4 separate regions of the Homo sapiens genome follow, and regions 2, 3 and 4 are each linked to region 1. A link is a contact called in ENCODE Hi-C or POLR2A ChIA-PET data. All regions are on one chromosome and are shown on one strand. The core of a region is the stretch at or near the end of the contact, and the rest is flanking DNA. Distances in the headings are between cores, read along the strand shown.

Region 1 (3,283 bases), core at 427-2,926:
TAGCAGGGTTAACTGTACTACCCAGAATCATGGGTTGGAAACTGTCAATTTAAGGATTTACTTTGAATCCAAAACCCGTTACTTTTTTGAACACTGCTCATAGAATTTGTATAAAGTATACAATGAGTATCAACCTATTTATATTTTATTTGCAAGAATGACTCACTGCCAGCGGCACACAGGGCCAGGAACATAGGCTTTCATGGCACCAACTACAAACAAGACTGACTGATGAGATTGTGGCCATGTCTCTCCCAAGTGCTCCTGACCTGGTTCCTGAAAATGTTCACCTCAACCTCGAACTCAGCATTTCCTGTGCTGGTTTTCAACTTGACATTGGTGAATTTCTTCAGTAACATCTCTAGGTCGGCTGCTAAGTTTTAATTCTCATAGGAGGATTAGGATACTTTCTCCCATTTTCTTCAGTTTGCAACTTTTTTTCTTTTGAGATTTGGAAAGCCACATAAATTCCCTGAGAAATGCTGGGAAGAAATCCCTGCACAGAAACACTAACAATGAGGACAGTGAGGCTGGAACCAGGTTTACCAGGGGAAAGCAGTAGGTAGGAGTGGAGGTCAGAGAGCCAACAGAAAGCCTTATCATTTAGAGATGATGTCAGTATGAACCTGAATGGAAGCACTGAAGTTGTGACGAATGTTTGGATTCTGAATATATTTTGAATGTTGAGCTGATAGGACAAATAGATTGTAGAGTGAGAGAGGAAGAAGAATTGAGGATGACTCCAAGGTTTTTGGTCTAGGCATGGCAGGCTGAAATTACCATTTGCTGAGATGGATAGAAAGTGGGTGGGGGACTCTGGAGAAGTTGTTTTTTCCCGTGTTAAGTTTGAGATGCTTACACATCTAAGTGGATATGCCAAATAGGCAGTTAGGTAAAGGAGTCTGGAGTTCAGGGAAGTCTGGGCTGGTGATAAGATGCAGGATTCAGGAGCATAGGGATGGCATTTATAGCCAGGTTTTTATACCCAGCACTCGCCTAGACTGCAGCTGTGTTCTTTCGGCAACTCAGCCTACGACTATTTGCTTCGCTGAAAAAAAACCACATCGTACCTAGTTAAAACAATGAGGACAAAGGGGCCATGAATGTGAAAATGCCCTGTAAACGGTAATGTGCTGTTCAGACTGGAAAGCAGGAGAAATGATGGCAATGGAGGTGAGGAAAATCAGTTTGTGGACGTAGGGAAATAATTTTCGTGCACTGAGAATTAGAGAAACTACGAAATGAAAGAAGGTGCAAAAAGCAATTATAACTCTTTTTGGACTGTAGCCGAATCTGTGCAAAACTCATATTTTTAAAATTTCCATAGCACCCCAAATTTACTAGAGCTTCACATACATGGTCTTTTTGAGCTGCACAAGTCTTGTAAGAAGGGAATTATTATTGTTCCCATTTTACGGAGGAGGAAACTGTGCTCGGAGAGGATAACTGACCTGTAAGGCATCACAGCAATATGAGGGACAGAGATACACAAGCATCCAGACGTCCGCGTTCCGAATCCAACCTAAAGACGAAAAATCGCTCCCAACCCCCACCGTCGGCAGCGAAGACGGAAGGACACACGCCGGCCGTCCCAGCTCGCAGGGCTCCAACAGCCGCCGGCCCCGGTCCCATTTCCGGATGGTACAGCCCTTTCCGCTATCGCGAGACCGGAAGCATCGCGCATCTGGTTGCCAGGGAAACAGCGGTCCCACAGGCAGGAGGGATCTGGACCGGCGGCTTCTTCCACTACCAGAGAGGCTGAGGTGGCGGGAGAGACCCCTCTCCTCTGGGGGTAAGTGGCTGGCGCGGCGAGTGTCTGCGGCGCGCTTCTGCGGCCATCTGCGCCCTGACTGACGGCGGCCAGTTCCTCGAGGAGGCCCGGCGGGAAGGTGAGGGGCCGCGCAGATGAGGGCGGAGCTCGGTCGCGGGGCGGTGCGCCGAGGAGTGGGCGGGGCGGAGCTGCGTCGGGCCGCTTGGCATGTAGATGGACTGTCAGGGAGAGCGGACAGGGCCAATGAGAGGGCGGGGGCGGGCTCATTGGGGGCGGGGCCCCAGCGGCTTCTGCCTCCGCGGAGGCTATTTCTCCAGGAATCACCTAACATTAGGACCTGTAACCAAGGCTTCTACTTTCCCGAGATTTGGATCTTCCCACCAAGATCTAGAACTGATCACCAGCCATTTAAACTAGACCGTAAACGGCAAAGGATGCAAATAGGCATTTCACAGGAAAAATAAAAAGATGCAAACAGCAAACAATTGATTAGAGACTCAACTTTTCTCGTGAAGAAATGTAAACCAAATTCACAGATACCTTTTACACCTATGAGACTGGAGAAGATGAAACAGCTTTGACATAACCAGATGGGCCCCAGCCCAGTGTAGGGGAAGTAGTGTAATTTGGTGCAGCCTTTTTGGAGTACAATTTGGCGAACTACCAAAATTTGAAACATAAGTGTTCTTTGACTCAGCAATTCTAATATATTTTATGGATGTATGAGCATAACTAAAGAAAGATTGGCACAAATATATTAACTTAAAATTGAGGTATAACTTACTTATGGTAAGCCTCACCCATTTAATCTACAGTTCTGTGAGTTTTGACAAATGTATACAGTTATGTAATTACCAACCACCACAATCAGCATACGGAAGTTTCATCATGAACCCCAAATTCCCTAGTGCTCTTTGTATTTAATCCCTCCCCTAACGCCATCCCTGGCAACAACTTCCTAGTTTTTTGTTCCTGTAATTTTGCCTATTCCAGAATGTCATATTGATGGAAGCAAACACCCTGTGGCCTTTTGAATCAGGCTTCTTTCAGCTTAGCATCATGCAGTTGCTATTCATTCATGTTCTGTGTATCAGTTGTTCCTTTATGTTGCTGAGTAATAGTCCATTGTATGGATCTACGGTAGTATATTTATCCATTTCCTACTTGAGGCATATTTGGATGAGTTCTTTCCAGTTGTTGGCTATTATTGATGAAGCTGGTATAAATATTCATGTACAGGTTTTTTTTTGTGTGTGTGAATATGTTTTCATTTCTTGGGTAAATATGAATGAGATTGTGGAGTCATATGGTAAATATATGTTTAACTTTATAAGAAACTGCTAAGCAGTTTTGAAAAGTGATGATTTTGCATTGTCATTGGCAATATGAGTGTTACAGTTGCTCTCCAACTTTGTCAGCACTTGGTATTGTCAGTTTTCTAAAAAATTAATTTTTGTCATTTGAATAGGTGTGTAGTGGTATCTCATTGTGATTTTTATTTTATTTTTTTGA
Region 2 (3,283 bases), core at 588-3,087, 660 kb before region 1:
GACTGGAAAGCTTTTTATTTCATTATTAAATTCCTGCCTGGATTTATAAACTCAGCTTCTCATTTTTCTAAGTGGGTACCTTTGTGGCTAAGGAAAAGTGCTGGAGGCAGCTGCGGAGGGCTGGCGGGAGCCCACGGGGTGGGGTGTCTCTTGTCCTAATCAAACTAGTCTTCTGCACTTCTAACACTGTCGACAATGGGCGACTAGGAGATGTCCCAGGTGGGGTTAGACTTCTGCCTGTAGGCAGACTCTGCTTGTTGAAAAACCCCTCATTCTTGACAGGCTCTACAGCGGCTCACTGGGTCTGTCGCCTCGGTGAGTAGCAACCCCGTCGCCACCAGCCAAGGCACATCATGAGCATACACCCCCACCCCGGCCCCTCGGCCCCCGGCAAGTAGACCCCACTTCCCAGAGCCTCGAGGCCAACAGCGAGCGGCTAGAGCGGCAAGCCAGTGCCGCAGCTCCTCCCGGCGGGCGCCCCGGCCCCCGCAGTCCCCGGGGCAGAGTCCGGCCCCGTCGCCCGCCCCTCGGAGTGGGTGCCTCGGACCCGCTCCCCTCCCCGACGCCACCACCTGCGCCCGCTCCGGCGCCGCCTTTGTCCGGCGCTTCACCGCCAAGCGAGCCCCTCGGGCCCGACCTGACCCGGCCCCCAGCCCCAGAAGAGAGGCGGCGGAGCGAGCAGGGCAAGACCAGGCCGGGCCGCGAGCACAGGGTCCCGCTGTCACTTGGAGGCGGTCTGACAACTTCGATTCCCCCCGCCACACCTCGGACTCGGCCGCCGCCCCGCAAGGTCCCCGCAGGGCCTCCCGCGGCCCACACTCGCTTTTCGAACCGGTCCCCTTCCGTCTTCGGCGCCTCCCTTCCTCTCAGCCCGATCGAGTCGGGTCTACACTACTCCCCCCTGCCGCCCCCGGCCCGGCGCGGCCCTCATCCCCTGCCCCCCATCCAGCAATAACCGGTCAGCTCCCAGCGCGGGAGGGCGCCCCCCACCCTGAGCGGGCGATCCCGCGGCGCCGCCCCCGGCCGCGGCCCCTTGCCTCGGGGACCGCGATGGGGGAGGGGGCGCGGCGGGGGCCTCGCCGCCCGCGCACTCGGAGGCGAGCCGGCTCCGCCGCGGCGAGGAAAGACCGGCGTCCTCCCGCCCTCCGCAGCTCGGGACGCCCGCGCCGCCGCCGCCCGGCCGAGCTGCCACCCTGCGGCCGCCACCCACCCCGCCCCCGGCCTGCAAGGCGGGCGGCCCCCGGGGGCTGTCACCTCGAGGCGCGCCGCGTTCCCCGATGGCGGGACCGTGGTGCCGGACCCAGGGGAGGGAGGTGGCGCGAGCGGGCGGGCGGCCGCACCTGCTTCGCGTCGTCCGTCCGTCCGTCCCTTCCCGGGCTGGCGGGGGCGGTGGCGCGGCGCGCTCGGTGGGGCGCGCTGACGGGCGGCCGGTGCTCTCCCCCTTCGCTCTTCTGCCTACCTCGCTCGCTCCCTCCCTCCAGCTCGCCCCTTCCCCCTCCTCGACCCCGGCCCCTGACTCACCAGAACGGGCGGCGCGGACGGCGCGGCTCTGGGCGCCCGCAGGCCCCGGCCGGGCTGGAATCCGGCGGCTGGAACCCCCCGGGGGCGCTCAATTCCCGGGCTCCACGCTGCTGCGTCAGCGCCTCCTCCTGGGGGCCGGGGCCGGGCGGGCGGAGCGGGGACCGCGGCCGGGCGGGGCCGTCGGGGGGGGCGGGCGCGCCTGGCCGGGGCGGGCGGACGGCGGGGGCCGGACGGGCGGGGCAGGCAGCCGGACGGGCGGGCGGCGGGGGCCGGGCTCCGGGATCCGCTACGCCGCTCGCGGTTCCCCCACAAACTCCCCGAGAGCGGAGCCTCCGCCGCCCTCCTTCCTGCTTCCTCGTCCCCAGCCAATCAGCAGCGCGCCCCTCGGCCAGCTCCGCCAATCAGCCGCCCCGCCCTGCGCTGGCTCCGCCAGCCAATCCGGCCCTCGGCTCCCCCTCCCGGTCTCTGACCAATCAGAACCGTGGGTCGGTCGTCCCAACGCAGGGGGCAGCACGAGGCGGCCGGGGGAGGCGGTGCGGGGAGTGGTGGGGCCTTGGGGGAGGGGTGCCGTGCCAAGGGTGGTGGCAAGGGGTGATTTTCTTTGCCGGCTTCTTGGATTTTTCTCTTCGTCTTCAGAACCTGAGCCCGTATCCCACGGTGACTCGACCCCAATCTCCCAGCTGCTAGCCCCCCCGGAAAAATCTTATCTCCCCCCGCCCTGGCCATCACCCCTCCGCATCCCCTTTCCCCCAAATCCTCCCCAGCACGCGCTGGAGAAAACTGCGGGCCGAGGAACACCCCATCCTCGCCGGAGGCTGCTGCCCCCAGGGCAAAGCTTCAGGAAGACCAGCCGAAAATCAAGCGAGAACAACCCCCCTTTCCTGCAGAAAGGGCCCCAGACTCCTGCAAAAGGGCCCCGACTGCTGAGAAGCCCCTCCCGCCCTTGCCTCATCTTTCCGACTTCCCTGCCTGCCACGTCTCCTTTCCTTTCCAGCAAGGTCGGTCCTGGCTCGGTAACCCCTCACCCGCATCTCTTTTTCCTCTTTCTGCCCTTCACCTACCGCCCCCAACCCCAGCTCCTAATTCACCCTCTTCAGAAGCAGAGTGTGGAGCCCTCATCCATTTCCAGCTGACAGCAGAGCCTGGTCTGTGAGTCCTTGACACCCACACACCCTCTTCCACCACCGCGGGGAACATCAGAGCTCTCCGGGGGAGGGAGAAAGGGGCGGGCAGCCTGACAGGAGCGGCTGGACTCCCTCCCTCGCGTCCCCAAGCTACGGGAGAACCAAGTGTAGACACTTACCTGGCTTCCCCCTAGTCACCAAATGCTGTGGCTCCGTCTCTCACCCCCACAGACGTGCCCTCCCAAGCCCGAGCACGCTCGCGGGGTCAGTGGGGTGGGTGGGCACAGCAGGCTAAGGGCACAGAGAGAGATGGGAAGTCCCTGTTAGGTGCGGGAAGGAGCTGTGTCTTGGGCACCTGGTGGTGCCAGAGCCCGCCTAGGACTTCACTAAGCCCGGGATATGCACACAGTAGGTTCTCGAGAAATGCTGAGTTCACCCCTGAACAAAGCCTCATTCCCAATTCAGGCGGGGGAGGGGAGCTTTAGGAGGTAAAAGGAGCAGCGGCAGAAAGGGTAGTGTCAAGTCACCAGAGCGCTGGAGCAGCCCAGGGAGGGGCTGGGCCCCAGGAACGCCTTGGGCAGAGAGAGGCACCCAGAGTGCTGAGGCTGCCCAGGCAAGCAAGGAAAACCCAGCCTTGG
Region 3 (3,283 bases), core at 274-2,773, 640 kb after region 1:
TCTAGAAGTCAGGACTAAGCATAGAATAAAACCTTGTCTCAAAGTCTTTTGTTTTCGTTTATTTGTTTTTTAAAGCAGTGCTTTGCCCTTTGGGAAGTATGTATGCGAAAGGCAGGGCAAAAACCAGCAATCCTTGCTTAAGAAGTAGGGGTATTTGCTCTGCCTCTGGTTTCCAGTGTCTGTTCTTCAGAGGCCTGGGCAGCTTCTCCTGAAGCTGAACACCATCTCCTAATGCCAACACCCAGAGCTTCTCTTTTCTCACCATAGCCAGCCCATAACATGTGAATGAGAGCAAGAGTATCCCAAATGAAAACAAATATATTCAAATCACTGCTTCAGGAGTGCACCCGAATCCTCTACTTTCTCTATACAGAGCTGGTTAAATATTACACTCTTTGAACTTCATCTGCAAAATAATGATCATCTCCTTCACATGTTTGCAGTAAAAAGTAAACAGTAAATATCTGAAAATGTAGAGCCCAGTGCCTAACTGGTAATAAGTAATCAATTCATGATCATTTCTAACTTTTCTTACTTCAGCTTCTTTTCAATTCCAATACCCCTGTGCACCCCCCGCTCTGCCCACCCACCCACACCTTGTCTGTGGCTTTCAGTGTCCTGATTGCCAGGTCAGGCTGCTGACCTTAGACAGGCTTTCCCACTCTCTCCTGCTGCGCCAGCACTTCTCAGCCCCAGCTGGAGAGGTTTTAGAACCATCTTTCCCCTCAGTGTTCTGCCAGCTTGCCCCACGACTGCCTAGTTCCATCTAGCCCCAGCCCATTTTTGTTTTATGCTTGTGGCTATTGGTAGCAAAAAATCAGTGGCTACACTAGCTGGAGACTGTCAAGGCCAGCTCGAGGAACCAAGAGCAGACTGGGATCTGGAGAGTACATGTGAGTGTGTATGTGTGATGTGTGATGTGTGTGTGTGTGTGTGTGTGTATGTGTGAAAGAGAAGTTGGGTGAGAGTGAAGGTGTGCAAGCAAATGTGACTAAAAGTATTATACAATGTGTTAGTAAGAAGTTTGAATGTAGTAATACATAAGGCAGAGGATGAACAGGTGTGAATGATACAGAAGAAGGGACATAAAGAGAAGCCAGTGGGATATGTCATCGAATTAAGTTGAAAAAAGGAGAAAAATGTTTGTAGGAATGTAGTGGGGAAGGAAAAAATAGTATTAAAATATATGGAGTTATATGTGAAAACACGTATGTGTGTGTGTATGTATATATGTGTAAATTTTATAAAATTAAGTCATGAAAAATAGATTGCTTGTTCCGAAGCTTAGTAAGTTAGGGGTCAATTCAGGAAAAATCCGTACTGTTATATATGCAACTCTCCTTTTCTAGGGGATAAATGTAGCCCCAGTTAAACAATCTATATATAGAAAAGACCAGCACCCTTAAGAGAGGAAGGCTTGATTCATGAGTAACGATGGCCAGTGTCCATTCCAGGAAAGCCAGCATCTGCTCTTAACCACAATCCCTTAAGGCTGGATGCCATAGCCATATATGGAGTGCTATAGGGAAAGGAAGGGAGTCTCTTTCTGGAGTCCCCACAGATGCTGTAAGTGGCATCCAGCCTATCTTCAAGTCAGCTCAAATTCAGAGGAAAGGGGTTCTGTTTTGATAGGGACCAACTAGACCCAACAGAAGGAAACAGACACATGAGCACAGGCCAACTTGCTGAAGGAACATTGCTTGGTTTCCTTTTTCTGTAGAAAGGAGCCAGTGTTCTGTGGTGTGCTGCCTTCTGTGTCTCAGAAGGTATGTTGTTTTCTGATCCTAACTCTGTTATCATCCTGTTTGCACTTGGTGACTCACAACAGATGCTCTGGCTTTCCCACAGCTGTGCTCTTATCACTGCAGGGCGAGCAGAGCAGCAGTCACATCTGCGTGGTCCTGACCTTACCCTCCTGGGGCTGCTCCTATGCCAGCCATTCCCAGTTTAGAGGGGCTGTAATAGCGTTTCCATGGTACTGAAGACAATTCACAGGAAAATAGTTTATTTGAATAGCAAATGCTTTGACCAGGTTCTGGACTGTGGAAAGCCCCTAGTACAGTGACAACATTAACCACACAAACAACAAGTATTAGTACTATTACTATTACATTATTATTACTATACAGGGAAATGAACCAACACCACCATGAATCAAACATTTTCCTGGAATTTTAGCATCTGATTTGGAAACATATTTCTTATTAGTTGACAAAAGACAAAAGGAAACTTCAGTAATATCTCTATAGCCTTATAAAAAATGAATGCAGAAATATGTTTGAATGTCCTGCTATCCAATTTTCCTCATGGTATGCAACAACGCCACTGTGGCAAATATTAGAGGAGAGAAAGCAGAAAGTAGCTCCAAGGCAAATTCCAGCCAAGGGCCATTTTATCATATCTTTTTCTCTGTGTCACTTTGGGTTTTGGGAAATCTTTTTTTTTTTTTTTTGATTTTTTTTTTTAATTATACTTTAAGTTTTAGGGTACAAGTTGTATATCCAAAAGAGATTTTGAAGGGTTAACAGTGTCATTGATTAATCACCCTTAATGTTCAGTTGTCTCACAATCCCAAGGCATTATGAAACCTCTTGTAAGTAAATAAATTGTCATTTTATTTTAATGGTTTTGAGACAATTGTAGACTCACAAGCTATTGTAAGAAATAATATAAAGAATTTCCACATTCCCTTTACCTAGTTTGCCCCAACTCGCAAAAGTTCTGTGCAAAACCACAATTAAATATCAACCAGGATATTGGCATTGACACAACCCATTGATCTTATCTAGATATTCAGACTTCCCTAGCTTACCTATACTCATACTCATTTGTATATTTACTCCTATGTAATTCTATCACATGCATAGGTTTGTGTCTCTATCACTTGAGTCAAGATACAGGACAGTTCCTTTACCAGAAGGATCTCTTTTACATTGCTCAAATCAAAAGAACATTTCTCATTGAGTGGTACAAGGGAATACCTGTAATTGAGGAATTAAAAAAGAGTGAGGAAAAAACTCACACCTTGACCTTGTAAATCAGTGATTATTATGCTTAGGTAGAACATTTAATCAAACAGTTCTTTTTCTTCACCTTTAATTCACTTAGCAATCATTTTGGAGGGAGTGTGCTAGACATTAAAAAAAATTATTAACACACATGGTTCTGGCCAGGCATGGTGGTTCATGCATATAATCCAGCACTTTGGGAGGCCAAGGTGGAAAGATCCCTTGAGTCTCAGAATTTGAGACCAGCCTTGGCAACATAGTGAGGCCCCCATCTC
Region 4 (3,283 bases), core at 252-2,751, 620 kb before region 1:
ACCTCCCACCCTCTGTGCTCCAGCTGCATTCCAGGCAGCTGCCAGATCTCAATAGTTGTCAGGCTCTTTTAAGCCCCCGAACCTTTGGCTAAAAGGGTCTGATTACCCAAAGAGATTAGAAACGCCTCTTGGCGGCTGGGCATGGTGGCTCATGCCTGTAATCCCAGCACTTTGGGAGGCCGAGGCAGGAGGATCACCTGAGGTTGGGAGTTTGAGACCAGCCTGACCAACATGGAGAAACTCCGTCTCTACTAAAAACACAAAATTAGCCGGGCGTGGTGGTGCATGCCTGTAATCCCAGCTACCTGGGAGGCTGAGGCAGGAGAATCACTTGAACCCGGGAGGCGGACGTTGTGGTGAGCGGAGATCGCGCCATTACACTCCAGCCTGGGCAACAAGAGTGAAACTCCGTCTCAAAAAAAAAAAAAAAAGAAAAAAGAAAAGAAACTCCTCTTGCCAGGAAAGCTTGAGAATAGGGATTGAACCCTTTCCACTTGAGGTGGTTCACGGAAGCTCTGAGCGCTCGCTGGCTATAAACATAAACTACGGAGTTGCTGGGAGGCTCATACCTCCGCCAACTCCATCCAGCCTCCAAGTGAAACCTCAGGAAGGACTCTGGTTCTGCTCCATTTGTAAATACTACTTCGTCTTCTTTTCTATTTTTTATGAGATGGGGGTCTGGCTATGTTGCTTAGGCTGATCTCAAACCCCTGAGCTCAAACAATCCTCCCACCTCGGCCTCCCAAAGTGCTAGGATTACAGGTGTGAGCCACGGCGCCTGGCCTCCAACTACTTCTTTCAAGTACTTGTTCAACTTTTGTGTTTTGACCCAATGGGCTGAAGAGCGACAGGAGAGCTCACTGTGGCTTTTTAAAACCCCCAAACTGTTTATACAAAAAAGACTCCCTGGTGATTACGATGACCACCCAGGTGTGAGAAGCATACCTCAGCCTGTTCAGGTGTAAGTGAACTACATACAGATTGAGGGCCCTTGTGCCACAAGCGGTAGGTAGCCTGGCCAATCCTCCACCAAAACACCATCAGTCTCTCAGGAGCTCTCCCAGCCTCGACTCCTCCTCTCTACTTCCAGCAGTACTGTCCCACGGTCTCAAATCTTCACTCCACAGACGTGAGGCCGAGGTCAGAGGACTGGACCCGAGGTCGGAGGCCCCGCGTCCCGCCCCCGCGCTGGCGCTCCCAACGGCCCACGGGCAAAAGCCAAGGCTGGGTGGGCGCTGGGCCGATGGGGACCAGGCAGGAAGGAGGCCTTGGGGACCAGGCAGGAAGGAGGCCTTGGGGCCAGGAAGGGGGTCAGTCTCCTCACCTGCCTCTGCTCCTCGCTTAGCCCATTGATTGCATCGTCCACGGGCAAAAGCGAGTGGGCCCGCTGGGAAACGAAGCCGGCAAGCGGCGGCCGCAGCCTCCAGCTCGCCACACGCCACCCCAGCAGCCGAGTCGCAGTCGCCATCTCTGCCATGCACGAAGAGCCAGCGCTGAAACTGAGCCAGCTCTTAGCTCCACCAATCCAGGCTTCGCCGCCCACCAAACCGGCTAGGGGGTGGGCTGCAGCAGCCAATCACCCTAGGCGGCCCGCCGAAGGCGTTGCTGCCCTTGGACCGCACCCGAGCCAATCAACCGTGATCGCCTGCCAGCTTCCAGCCAGTGCAACGGCCGCAGGCCGAGTGGCCCTGCCCCGAACGCTGCAAATGCTGGCGTGCTCCCTAGGATGAGTGTTTTTAGCGGGGTAGAAGAGCAAGTGTTTTTTTCTTTTTATCTCCCTGCGTTGAAATAGCAGCCCCTAACTGCGGAAATCTCTCTGTGGGAAAGCAGAGTGTGGAAACAGCAATCAGAAAACTGCCCACGTACCCAGTAAATTGGTCAAGCATCTCTGGAATAATTAAGATCGGAAAAGTAGTGCTTGCTCTAACGTGCACACTGATCATAACAGAGTACATCTTGCTTTATTATATAACAAGGTTTGTAGATTTAGATTCATGTTTTATGGGAAAGGGGTTATTAAGGAGTAGCTGCCTTCTAGATTGGAGATGCGCCTCGATTTACAGTGGGGTTACTTCTCGATAAACCCATCATAAATGGAAAATATTGTAAGTCAAAAATGCACTTTGAAAATACACTTAGGCCGGGCATGATGGCTCACACCTGTAATCCCAGCACTTTGGGAGGCCGAGGCGGGTGAGTCACCTGAGGCGGAGAGTTTTAGACCAGCCTGGCCAACATGGAGAAATCCTGTCTCTACTACAAATACAAAAATTAGCTGGGCGTGGTGGTGCATGCCTGTAATCCCAGCTACTCAGGAGGTTGAGGCAGGAGAATCGCTTGAACCCGGGAGGTGGAGGTTGCGGTGAGCTGAGATCACGCCATTGCACTCCAGCCTGGGCAACAAGAGTGACACTCCGTCTCAAAACAGAAAACAAAAAAACACCTAACCTACCAAACATCATAGCTTAGACTAGTGGACCTTAAACGTACTTGGAACACTTATAATAGCTTATAACGGCACAATCATGTAACACAAAGCATATTTTATAAGACAGTGTTAGATATCATTTATTGAATATTGTACAGTTTCTATTCAATGTCTATCACTTTCACACCATCATAAAGTTGAAAAATCTTAAGTTGAACTATTGTAAGTTGGGGACCATTTGTATTTAATATGTGTTAAATATTAAATAGTACATATTTACGTATTATACTATATATTAAATAAGATGTATTAAATAGGCTGGGCATGGTTGCTCATGCCTGTAATCCTAGGACTTTGGGAGCTTAGGTGGGAAGATCGCTCGAGGCCAGGAGTCCAAGACCATCCTGTGCAACATAGGGAGACCCTGTCTCCACAAAAAATTTGAGAAAACAAACAACAACAAAAGATGTATTAAATAGTAAATAGTATGTATTTAATACACCAGAATAATAGCAGTCAGGACTTAGAAACACGGGTTCGGGACACAGGGAAAGGAAGAGTGGTGAGGGGAAAGAGGGGAGCTGATGGAATTAAGTCTCTATCCCCTCTCCACTTGCTCTATTTTCCTCCTCCATGTTGTGTCAATGTTATTTTTAAAATTTAATTAATTAATTAGAGATGGGGCCGGGGTGGGGGTGGGCAGTCTCACTATGTTGCCCAAGCTGATCTTGAACTCCTGGGCTCATGTGATCCTCCTGTCTTGGCCTCCCAAAGTGCTAGGATTACAGGCATGAGCCACGGAACCCAGCCAAGTCAATGCTCTTGAACAACTCATCTCAGGTTGGTACCCTGAGT

Evidence for each region. Hi-C counts contacts between places; a loop is a spot of excess contacts on that map. ChIA-PET counts read pairs that join two places held with the same protein, here RNA polymerase II (POLR2A). Pooled maps may share reads with other maps.
Region 2: a loop to region 1 is called in a map of CD8-positive, alpha-beta T cell, with 4 times the contacts of the local background. The contact joins the promoter of BAHD1 here to the promoter of FSIP1 in region 1. A Hi-C loop is called at or near these places in 1 of 168 maps with a recorded cell type or tissue (CD8-positive, alpha-beta T cell) and 10 of 50 pooled maps.
Region 3: POLR2A ChIA-PET joins it to region 1 with 11 read pairs in BJ. The contact joins the enhancer-like site here to the promoter of FSIP1 in region 1. POLR2A ChIA-PET finds 5 or more read pairs at or near these places in 2 of 52 experiments (A549 and BJ).
Region 4: a map with no recorded cell type shows a loop between it and region 1 (5-fold over the local background). The contact joins the promoter of IVD here to the promoter of FSIP1 in region 1. A Hi-C loop is called at or near these places in 1 of 168 maps with a recorded cell type or tissue (CD4-positive, alpha-beta T cell), 2 of 37 single-sample maps with no recorded cell type and 6 of 50 pooled maps. POLR2A ChIA-PET finds 5 or more read pairs at or near these places in 2 of 52 experiments (HCT116 and WTC11).

The regions. Positions count from the first base shown.
Region 1 is chr15:39,781,234-39,784,516 of GRCh38, reverse strand. It overlaps FSIP1 (fibrous sheath interacting protein 1), which reads left to right and starts at 1,676. Exons shown (of 12, transcript NM_152597.5): 1 at 1,676-1,889. It overlaps LOC105370941 (a long non-coding RNA gene), which reads right to left and starts at 1,611. Exons shown (of 1, transcript NR_135665.1): 1 at 1-1,611. RefSeq lists an enhancer at 1,437-1,566 and a silencer at 1,867-2,046.
Region 2 is chr15:40,439,507-40,442,789 of GRCh38, reverse strand. It overlaps BAHD1 (bromo adjacent homology domain containing 1), which reads right to left and starts at 1,837. Exons shown (of 7, transcript NM_014952.5): 1 at 1,522-1,837. RefSeq lists silencers at 412-481, 502-621, 1,342-1,401, 1,850-2,035, 1,462-2,131 and enhancers at 787-1,286, 1,287-1,788, 2,594-3,131.
Region 3 is chr15:39,138,696-39,141,978 of GRCh38, reverse strand. The region is part of intron 1 of LOC105370777 (a long non-coding RNA gene); the gene reads left to right. Among named protein-coding and RNA genes, the nearest start is that of LINC02915, 110 kb to the left of the region's middle. Within about 2 kb of position 1,523, at least 7 of the 41 ENCODE cell types and tissues checked have a DNase peak (open chromatin) inside an H3K27ac peak, as active enhancers do.
Region 4 is chr15:40,404,013-40,407,295 of GRCh38, reverse strand. It overlaps IVD (isovaleryl-CoA dehydrogenase), which reads right to left and starts at 1,501. Exons shown (of 12, transcript NM_002225.5): 1 at 1,325-1,501. The coding sequence starts at 1,468. RefSeq lists an enhancer at 1-296.